Regions from separate parts of the Homo sapiens genome. Here region 2 is linked to region 1. Evidence: chromatin contacts called from ENCODE Hi-C or POLR2A ChIA-PET data. All regions are on one chromosome and are shown on one strand. Each heading gives the region's core, a stretch centred on a gene start or an enhancer-like site at or near the end of the contact. The rest is flanking DNA. Distances are from core to core; before and after follow the strand shown.

Region 1 (5,097 bases), core at 1,177-3,676:
CTCACCTCCAAGCCCCATTTCTCTTGGACATCCAGGTAGACGTCATAGAGAGCGTCGATCTCGGCTACTGCGTCCCCCGGGGCCGCATGCAGGGGAACAATGGCAAACTCCCTGACCTCTGTGGAGACAGCCACGTCGTGTGAGGCACACTCCCTGGGGGCAGGTTCAGTCACCATGTCAGCTGGAACTATGTATCATGACAGTCCCCCCGGGGGGTGGATATTTTCCAAATGACTTGAATGGAAAACCCAAGCCCCAGGGACTGGGAGGGCAGTGTGTGACACAGGCATTCCAGGTTCCCTAGGAGGGGGTGGAGGCCATAAGCGCCAAGCCGAGCCCCACCCTGGCCCAGGCAGCACCCACCTGTGAACCGGGAGAAGAACCTGACAATGGCTGGCTCTCGGTTGAAGGTGTCGTTCCCGCAGGGCTCGCAGCCATCATCGTAGTAGTAGCTGTCCACCGCAGACACCTGGTCAGGCCTGCGGGAAGGCCGGGCAGGAGGAGGTGACCCCAGGCTGGAAGCTGCCCCACTCCTGCTTCCCAGGAGGCAGGCGTCGCGTCCCAGGCGACAGGAGGGCGGGGGAGCCAGGCACCTGCTCAACCCATTGGTCCGGGACCCAGGCGACAGGAGGGCGGGGGAGCCAGGCACCTGCTCAACCCATTGGTCCGGGACCCAGGCGACAGGAGGGCGGGGGAGCCAGGCACCTGCTCAACCCATTGGTCCGGGACCCAGGCGACAGGAGGGCGGGGGAGCCAGGCACCTGCTCAACCCATTGGTCCGGGACCTTGGGGTGTTTTCACTCCACCCTGGACCCTGCTCTGAAGCCTCAGGTTCTTGCCATAGGACAAACTAATAGGACAAACTACTTCCCTGCTCTGTTGGGGCCCTCCCAGGTGAGGGAGGGGCTTCCTGGCTTTCTAGACCACCCACCTGTACACGAACAGGTAGCGCTCCTTATAGCTGTTCCGTCCCAGTGGCTCACTGACCACGTAGTGATAGGTGTCTGGTGCATCCCTGGATTGAAGAAACAAAAGGTCCCAGTGGCGGGGGCCATAGGGGACCCCTCTGGCTGCCGATAGCGAGGCTGTGCCCAGGTCCCCACCCTTGGGGCCCAAGTGAAGTGAGGCTGTGCCGTGGACGAGATGTCACCTTCCTATGACCCTGCCACTGTCACCCACTGATTGAGGTTGTCCAGCAGCTTCCCCACGGCAGTCAGGTGGCTGTCTCTGACCTCCTGGACCAGGGCGATGTCATAGCGGCTCAGGATCTGGGGGCAGGGCCACAGTGGTGCTGAGCAGGGCTGGTGCCACCCAGGGACCCTACAGCGCCACAAAGGGAGCCACAGCTGATGCTCGTGGCATTGCTCGGTTTAACCGCAGCCTCATGTTTCTGCCTGGGCTCCTGCTGCCAGCCAGGGACAGCACAGCAGGGATGAGGACCTTGGTCCACAGCCAAGAGCCTGTTCCACCGTGCTGGGAGCAGTGGTGCTCAGTACCCCACACCCGACACCCTGTGGCTCCATAGGGCTGGCCCTGCCCACCAGCCCTAGACTCCAGAGCTCCTCTGCTTTTGGGGGGAGGCTGCCCTGGCCTCACCTGCACAATGTAGCTGACGAGGGTGGCATTGGACATCTTGGTCTCCCCAAATGTCTGGATGTTGAAGGCTGCGATCTTCAGGGACACGGCCCCCTGCAGTAGGGCCGCCAGTGCCAGCAGCGCCCCCAGCAGCTTCATGCCCCTCATCCTGGGAGAGCACAGGGCACAGAGACATAACAGAAGTGAGACGTCATCCCTGCCACAGCACTCCAGCCTTCTGGAGCCCAGCTGGCAGGGGCTGGTGGAGCTCAAGGTCAGGGGGACGCAGGCGGGGGAAACCCTTTCCTACAACGTCCAGAAAGCCAAACAGCTGGCACCACGTAGAGGACCCCGAGTCACTCCTCCATCCACCAGAAAACCCGCCCGGGAGGGACGCTGGAGCCTCCGCCTCACTCGCTGCTGGAGGATGAGACTCTAAGCCTCCCTCCCTGCTCCAAACCGGCCAGTCACCCAGAGGCACTCCACCTGGTGCTCACCTGAGATGATGGTGATGTCCTCAGAGATGACGAGAATGCTGTCAAGAATCTGGAATATCCTTTGATGACAATTTTCTCCTTTTGCTGCTTAAAGAAAAAAAAGTAGTCTATGAAGAAAGGTCTCTGAAGAAGCACTTCAAGGCCCTGGCAGTGCTGCTGGGCTCCGGATCCTGCACAGGCAGTGCGTGTCTGGGAGTTTTAAAAGTTCAGGCAGCTGTGACCTTCCCTGGGGCAAATGTGAGCCGTCACCTGAGAGTGCAGAAAACAATGGCTCTGTGTGGCTTTCCGCATAGGTGGGTTGCTAGCACGTGTTTCTTTCTGTAAGCACAGGTTTCTTGCTGCTGTAAAAACTGCACCTGATAATCACGTTTGCACTTAGTTTTAAAATGTCTGATAACAAGGCCAAAGGTTCCTATCCCGTGTCCCTTGCACGTGTGGTGGCCCCCATCTTCCAGGATAGGGCAGGGATGGGCCAGGTATGTGCGGGAGGGTGGGGCTGGGCTCCAGTCTCCCTGTCTCTTGTCTGGGGGCCCCAAGGTCACTTTGGACAAAGAGGCCAAAGCCACATCCAAAGTTGCAAATGGAGCCCCCTGGTGGCTGACAGCCATGACTGCTCTGTGGCCCAGGACACGCCTGCCTTCCTGATTCATCGCCATCAGGTGCAGGCAACTCTGCAGGAGGCTGGGGAGCTCGGAACAAGCAGTGGTGGGGGCCTGCAGCACCAGCGCCGTGGGGCCAGGACAGGTGGGGCCTGCAAAGCCCACCCCAATTGCCAGCCAAGCAGTGGGGAGCCTTCTTGAGGTAGACAATAGGCTGTGTGTTTAGGCCCAGGGGATCCCGAGTGACCAGGTCACAAGGGCAGGGCAGCAGCTAAAGGCCAGGCCTCAGGTCCAGTAATTTCTTGGTTCTTTTGTTTTGGGTTTTTATTGTTTTTGAGACAGGGTCTCACACTGTGTTGCCAAGGCTGGAGTGCAGTGGCACAATCATGGCTCATTATAGCCTCAACCGCCAGGGCTCAGATAATCCTCCCTCCTCAGCCTCCTGAGTAGCTAAGACTATGGGTACGGCACCATGCCTGGCTAATTTTTAAATTTTTTTGGTAGAGATGGGGTCTTGCTCTTTTGTCCAGACTGGTCTTGAACTCCTGGCTTCAGGCAATCCTCCGGCGTAGCCAGGACCACAGGTGCATGCTACCATGCTCAGTTTTTTTTTTTTTTTTTTTTTTTTTTTTTTTTTTTGAGGCGGAATCTTGCTCTGCTGCCCAGCCTGGAGTGCAGTAATACTATCTCGGCTCACTGCAACCTCTGCTTCCTGGGTTCAAGCAATTCTTCTGCCTCAGCCTCCCGAGTAGCTGGGATTACAGGCACGCACCACCACACCCGGCTAATTTTTGTATTTTTAGTAGAGACAGGGTTTCACCATGTTGGTCACACTGGTCTCAAACTCGTGACCTTGTGATCCGCCTGCCTCGGCCTCCCAAAGTGCTGGGATTACAGGCGTGAGCCATCGCACCCAGCCTATTTTTTAAGTTTCTCACAGACACAAGGTCTCCAAGTCCTGAGCCCAAGCAATCTTCCCGCAAATGCTGGGATTACAAGTGTGAGCCACCGCACCCCGCCACTCATTTCTTGGAATCTTTGACTTTCCATTCGTATTCATTTCCTGAGACTGGTGAAACTACCACAAGTTTGGTTGCTTAAAATAACAGAAATGGATCCTCTCAAAATTCCGGAGACTGGACGTCTGAAGTCAGGGAGTCAGTAGGACCTTGCGCCTCCTGGAGGCTCCGGGCGGTTGGGGGATGCTCCTTGCCCTCCAGTTTCTGCAGGCTGCCAGCAATCCTTGGCTTTCCTTAGTTGTGGCTGCATCACCCCAGTCTCTGCCTCTTCTTCTTAAGATCTGTGCACCTGCATTTGGGGTCCTCCCAGAGAGCAGGGAGGATGTCCTTATCTCAACAGCCTTTACTCACATCTGCAAGTCCTTTTTTGCTACAAAAATCAACATTCAGAGGTTCCAGGGCTAGGGCACAGCTATCTTTTGAGCCACCCCTGGGTCTTGCCCACTTGGAAGGGGCTGTGCTGGCCCTCCAAGGACAGCCCTGCACGTAGCATCTGTGGTCCCCCTGGGGGAGGAGGGCCTGGAAGGCTTGGCAGAAGTCCAGGCGGGATTCAGGTATGAGAACTGCAGGAAATGAATACAAATGGGGTCTGCAGGAGGCCTCAACGGCAAGAGTCAGCAGGGGCCAAGGTCGAAAGTCAGGAAAGTGCTCGGTCTGGCCAGCTGGCCATGAAGCAGAAGGCAGGCCCAGTGGGGACTAGAAACAGGAAGGTAAACCACCCTCCACAAGACTGGCACCCCATTCCATAAAGACACGCCAACAGACGCCTCTGGCTGGCAGCACTGGTGCACTCATCTGTCCCTCCTATTGAGACGGCGTCTACCAGATGGAAACACCACCACTCCTCAGGCTGCCAGAGGCCCCATTGCAGGCTTTTCCAAAGGTTTCAGCAATGGTTCTTCCCTGTTTTTAATCTCTAAGTCTAGGACAGCCTCCAGCACGTCAAAACCCAGCCCCCAAGCAAGGCCACCGGAGTATTCGGTGTAGGGACTAGTCCTCTGCCTTTGGTGTTTGCCTTTCCTGGACACACATCTGACAGCGACCCATCACGGGGAAGGGAGTAAAGCTAGAGGGCGGCCACTGTCCTCCACCAAGAAACTGCCTGGTGCAGCTTCCGGCGGGGCACAGGGACACCAATTATAGCTCACAGAGCAAGTGCCCAACCCCCTACGTGTGCTCAGCACGTGGGACGAGGGTTCCCCTCTGGTCTGTCATCCCCTCCTGGCTCTTGACCAAATGCTGCCCCATCTGCTTTCAGGAACTCCCAGGCATAGTGCCCCTGCTTCCTCTACCTGCCAGAAGGAAGGCTGGAACTTGGGCCTCGCTTGTACAAATGGCGAGTGCTGCCTGCTGTGTGGCTGCCCTCAGGACGGGCTTTGGTGAGGGCAGCACAGCCCTGGAGGAGCC
Region 2 (5,097 bases), core at 781-3,280, 650 kb before region 1:
ACGGGATGGGGCGCCTGGGCTAGGGGGGAGAGTTCTATCAGAGGTGGGGATGTCCCTGGTGGCAGCGCTGTCACCCTTGGGCTCCTTCATCAGAGGCTTGCTTCATGGAAGCCATGTGAGCTATGCAGTTGCACAGGGCTGGCCCTTAGAAGGGCCTGAGTGTGGCTGAATGTTCTGCTGTCACCGTCTTGAAATTCTTAATCATTTTAGAACATGGCCCGCGAATTTTCATTTTACATTACGCAGCCTGTCCTGCCTTCATGGTTTCGTTTCTCCTAGCATGTAGCTTCTCCCTCCCATCAGTGTGGCGCACAGACCCAACCTTCAGCCACATCCAGCAAGACAGGAGTGCCTTAGGTAAGCCTCATTTCCTGAAAGGCCGTGGGAGACATGCACCTGCCACCCCAACCCAGCAGGACCAACCTTTCTGGAAAACCTGAGGCCGGCTGTGTGACGTGGGTGAGTCACTCAACTGCTCTGAACTTCTCGGTATCATAATATTGCACAGATCCTTGGGAAGTTTAAAAGAGGTAGTTTTGGGCTGGGCCTGGTGGCTCATCCCTGTAATCACAGCACTTTGGGAGGCCAAGGCAGGTGGATCTCTTGGGGTCAGGAGTTCAAGACCAGCCTGGTCAACATAGTGAGACACGGTGTCTACTGAAAATACAAAAATTAGCTGGACATGGTGGCACACGCCTGTAATCCCAGCTACTCAGGAGGCTGAGGCACGAGAATCGCTTGAAACCAGGAGGCAGAGGTTGCAGTGAGCTGAGATTGCACCACTGCACTCCAGCCTGGGTGACAGAGCGAGACGCCATCGCAAAATAAATAAATAAAAAGTAAAAAAGGTAGTTTTGGTTGGGCACAGTAGCTCACGCCTGTAGTTCCAGCACTTTGGGAGGCCGAGGCAGGAGGATTGCTTGAGCCCAGGAGTTCGAGAACAGCCTGGGCAACATACTAAGACCCTGCCCCATCTCTACAAAAAATTAAAAAATTAGCTAGTTGTGGTGGTGCATGACTGTAGTCACAGCTACTTGGACAGCTGAGGCGGGAAGATTGCTTGAACCCAGGAGGTGGAGGCTGCAGTGAGCCGATTGTGCCACTGAACTCCAGCCTGGGGGACGGAGTGAGACCCAGTCTCAAAAAAAAAAAAAAAAAAAAAAAGGCCGGTCACAGTGGCTCAGGCCTGTAATCCCAGCACTTTGGGAGGCTGAGGTGGGCGAATCGCTTGAACCCGGGAGGCAGAGGTTGCGATGAGCCCAGATCACGCCATTGCACTCCAGCCTGGGCAACAGAGCGAGATTCCAACTCAAAAAAAAAAAAAAATTTAAGATTATTGCAGGGCTGGGTGCGCCGTCTGACGCCTGTAATCCCAGCACTTTGGGAGGCCGAGGCGGGCAGATCACGAAGTCAGGAGTTCAAAACCAGCCTGGCCACCATGGTGAAACCACATCTCTACTAAAAATACAAAAATTAGCCAGGCGTGTTGGCGCGCACCTGCAATCCCAGCTACTCGGGAGGCTGAAGGAGGAGAATCGCTTGAACCTGAGAGGCGGAGCTTGCAGTGAGCCGAGATCGCGCCATTGCACTCCAGCTCTGGGCGACAGAAGACTGTCTGACGGGGTAGGGGAAAGATTGTTGAAGGCGCTAACTTGGAGGGAGAGGAGTCCGCCCGGGATCCCTAAGGACCTGCCCCGGGGAGGAGGAGCCGTCCCTCCCTTGGCCCCTCCCCTCCTGCCTTCCGAGGGAGGAGACCCCCCCAGGGCAGGAACGAGGGGGCGGAGAAGCGCGAGCGACACATTTTTGAGTCGTGACCAAGTGGAAACTCCCTCCCCGAGGCGGAAGCTGGGGGCGCCCCACTGGGGCCCAAGCCTCCGCCGGGGCGGGATTCCAAGCCAGGGGCGGGGCGCCGCCGGTGACCCGGGCCCCGCCTCTCGCCCGCCTCATGAATATGAACAAGCCGGCTGGTGAGCGGAAGTGCGAGGCGGCCCCAGGCTGGCTGGCTCTGCCGCTGAGAGGGGGGCGCGAGTCCGGGGGGCGTGGCCTGGCTCGGACGCCCCGCCCCTACCCCCACGCGGGGCCTCCTTCCGGCCGGCGCGCCCCGGACGTGACCTCGCGGGCGCGCGCCGGGAGCCGCCAGACTGGGCGCCGACAGCATCCTCCGGGGGTAGGCGCCCACAGTCATTCTTTCCATCGCTGCGGACACGGGAGTCAGAAGTGAAACAGTCCTGTCCTCGTGGGGCTTACGTTCCAGGCGCAAGAGCCACAGGTAGTCGAATTGGGAAACCGCCTCGGATGTCACATAAGCGCCCAGGGAGGACAGGGCAGGACAGGGCCTCCCTGGGGAGGTGACTTGAGTCAAGACTCAAAAGAGGGAAGCGAGGGAACAAGCCATGCGAGGAACTAACGAAGGAACATTCCAGAAAGATTTCACATCCCAAGCCTAAGGTCCAGGGGCAGCAGGCATTGAGGCGGATGTGGCTGGAGTGGAGAGAAAGAGGAATTAAAAGGATGGAGTAATGACAATAATGGCTCACATTTTTTAGCAAGAGGTGGGTTCACTACCTATCTGTCGTTATCTGGGGGGAAATTAGGCTCTGGGAGGTCAAATAACTTGCCCAAGGTCACACAGCTTGTAAGTGGCCAGACCAGCATTGGAACCCAAGGGGACGGATGTCTGAAACACACCCAGGAGTCCCAAGGTGGGATGACCTTGACCAAGACAGGCCCTTTACCCCTTGCCTCAGTTTCATCCCAAAGAGCTGCCCAAACACAGCTTAAAATCAGGGCACAGAGCAAGGGTGTAGCTGAGTGTGCGTAACATCTGTTCTCCTGGGAGATGCTTTTGTTGTCTGGGAAGCACTTGTCACCTCTCCAGGCTCTGGAGCAGGTACAAGTGGCTTCGGGGAGAAAGGGTGGGAGCCGGGAAGAGGCTGCTTCTGGTGGCAGGAGGAGAGAGGGAGTGGGTGAGGGGCCCCGGGCTGGCTGAGTGCTCTGGAGCATGACAAAGGCAGTGTCAGCCAGGCAGCTGTGTCCGCCACTAGCAACCGCGCAGGCAGCATCCCCCGCCATCCCTCTGAGCCTGGAGAGATTGAAACACACACAGTCAGCGTGCCTGCTGCCCAGGTGAGGTGCAGAAGGCCTGGGGGTTGCCAGTCTGGGCTCTGCCGCGAGAAAGTGGCTTTTCTGCAGCCGGAAGCGGGGAGGAAGTGTTTTCACCCTTCTACAAAGCTCTGTCTCTGCCTCTGGATCCACGGTGCTGCAGGCCTGAGGGCTCTCATGGGTACGGGCCTGGTGAGTAATCTAGAATTTGCCCCTTCCCCAGCCTGGTGCAGCCTCTAGTCTCGGCCTTCACGCTCTGCTGTAAAATGAGGCTGGGTCAGGAGTGGGACCCATCCTCCGTGTTTGAGGAGCTGGGCTATTACATGAGCCCCTACCTGAGGTCGCCAGCGAGTCAGAGGTCCTGGTGGGACCAGACCAAAATGGAACCTACTATCGGGCCCATTTTGAGAGGGAGACAGAGAGAAGTTAAAAGTACATGCACACACAGCTCTAAAGTAGCAGAGATGGCATTCAAGTCCAAAGCCTTTGACTCCAGGACGGGCACAGTGGCTCACACTTGTAATTTCAGCACTTTGGGAGGCCGAGGTGGGAGGATCTCCTAAGCCCAGGAGTTCAAGACCAGCATGGGCAACATGGTAAGACCCTATCTCTATTAGCGGGGCGTGATGGCACATGGCTGTAGTCCCAGCTACTCTGGAGGCTGAAGCAAGAGAATCGCTTGAACTTGGAAGGCAGATGTTGCAGTGAGCTGACAGAGCAAGATTCCATCTCAAAACGAACAATCAAACACTAGTCTTGCCCGGCGAGGTGGCTCAGGCCTGTAATGACCAGCCTGGCCAACATGGTGAAACCCCTTCTCTACTAAAAATACAAAAATTTGCTGGGCATGATGGCAGGCGCCTGTAATTCCAGCTACTTGGGAGGCTGAGGCAGGAGAATCCCTTGAACCTGGTAGGTAGAAGTTGCAGTGAGCCGAGACCGTGCTATTGCACTCCAGCCTGGGCAACAAGAGTGAAACTCCGTCCCCAAAAAGAAAAAAACACTAGCCTCAAGCCACAGCCATGTCTCCAACCTTCCCGGCCAGGTTTCTCAAAAGAGGGGGCTACCTGAGGTCACCCACTCCTGCCGAACTCCAGGTGGGCTTCCTCATCCCTTGCTCTATCCTAAACTGTTCCTTAAGTGACAGTTCACACCCTGACGTCTTCCAAGCTGAGACCCCACCAGCAGCTAGCTTTTCCTTTGTGGTTCCACCCACCTCCTAAATCCCTTTAGCAGCCGGGTGCGGTGGCTCGCGCCTGTAATCCCAGCACTTTGGGAGGCCGAGGCGGGTGGATCACGAGGTCAGGAGATCGAGACCACGGTGAAACCCTGTCTCTACTAAAAATACAAAAAAATTAGCTGAACGTGGTGGCGGGCGCCTGTAGCCCCAGCTACTCGGGAGGCTGAGGCAGGAGAATGGCATGAACCCGGGAGGCAGAACTTGCAGTGAGCTGAGATCGCACCACTGCACTCCAGCCTTGGCGACAGAGTGAGACTCCAGCTAAAAAAAAAATCCCTCTAGGGTCCTGCGCCTCTGCCTGTAGCCCCTAAAACCGAATACTCCTGAAAGTTTTATCCTGGGAACCCCTTTCCTTGACACTTTAACTCCGTGGAAGAGGCAAAAGTGAGGGGAACCCCCATCTCTACTTAAGAGTTCCCCACATATTTTTTATTATTATTTTTTTCGTGACGGAATTTCACTCTTTGTTTGCCCAGTCTGGAATGCAATGGCACAATCTCAGCTCACTGCAACCTCTGCCTCCCGGGTTCAAGTGATTCTTCCACCCTAGCCTCCCGAGAAGCTGGGATCACAAGCGCCCACCACCACACCAAACTAATTTTGTATTTTTAGTTGAGACGATTTCACCACGTTGCCCAGGCTGGTCTCGAACTCCTCAGATGATCGGCCCTCTGCCTCCCAAAGTGCTGGGATTACAGGTGTGAGCTCCTGCGCCCGGCTCAGAGTTCCCCATATTTATACTTGCCCTCCAGGGC

What was found. A loop is a pair of places that touch in the nucleus more often than their neighbours do. ChIA-PET counts read pairs that join two places held with the same protein, here RNA polymerase II (POLR2A). Pooled maps may share reads with other maps.
Region 2: a pooled map shows a loop between it and region 1 (2.9-fold over the local background). The contact joins the enhancer-like site here to the promoter of DNASE1 in region 1. A Hi-C loop is called at or near these places in 2 of 50 pooled maps. POLR2A ChIA-PET finds 5 or more read pairs at or near these places in 4 of 52 experiments (H1, HepG2, activated B cell and 1 more).

What each region holds. Positions count from the first base shown.
Region 1 is chr16:3,652,020-3,657,116 of GRCh38, reverse strand. It overlaps DNASE1 (deoxyribonuclease 1), which reads right to left and starts at 2,426. Exons shown (of 9, transcript NM_005223.4): 1 at 2,073-2,426; 2 at 1,597-1,744; 3 at 1,180-1,268; 4 at 932-1,015; 5 at 364-479; 6 at 6-118. The coding sequence starts at 1,743. It overlaps LOC124903631 (a long non-coding RNA gene), which reads left to right. Exons shown (of 2, transcript XR_007064954.1): 2 at 1-5,097. RefSeq lists enhancers at 1,194-1,721, 1,722-2,249.
Region 2 is chr16:4,304,629-4,309,725 of GRCh38, reverse strand. No RefSeq gene overlaps it. Among named protein-coding and RNA genes, the nearest start is that of GLIS2, 8.9 kb to the left of the region's middle. RefSeq lists an enhancer at 3,903-4,415. Within about 2 kb of position 2,030, at least 35 of the 41 ENCODE cell types and tissues checked have a DNase peak (open chromatin) inside an H3K27ac peak, as active enhancers do.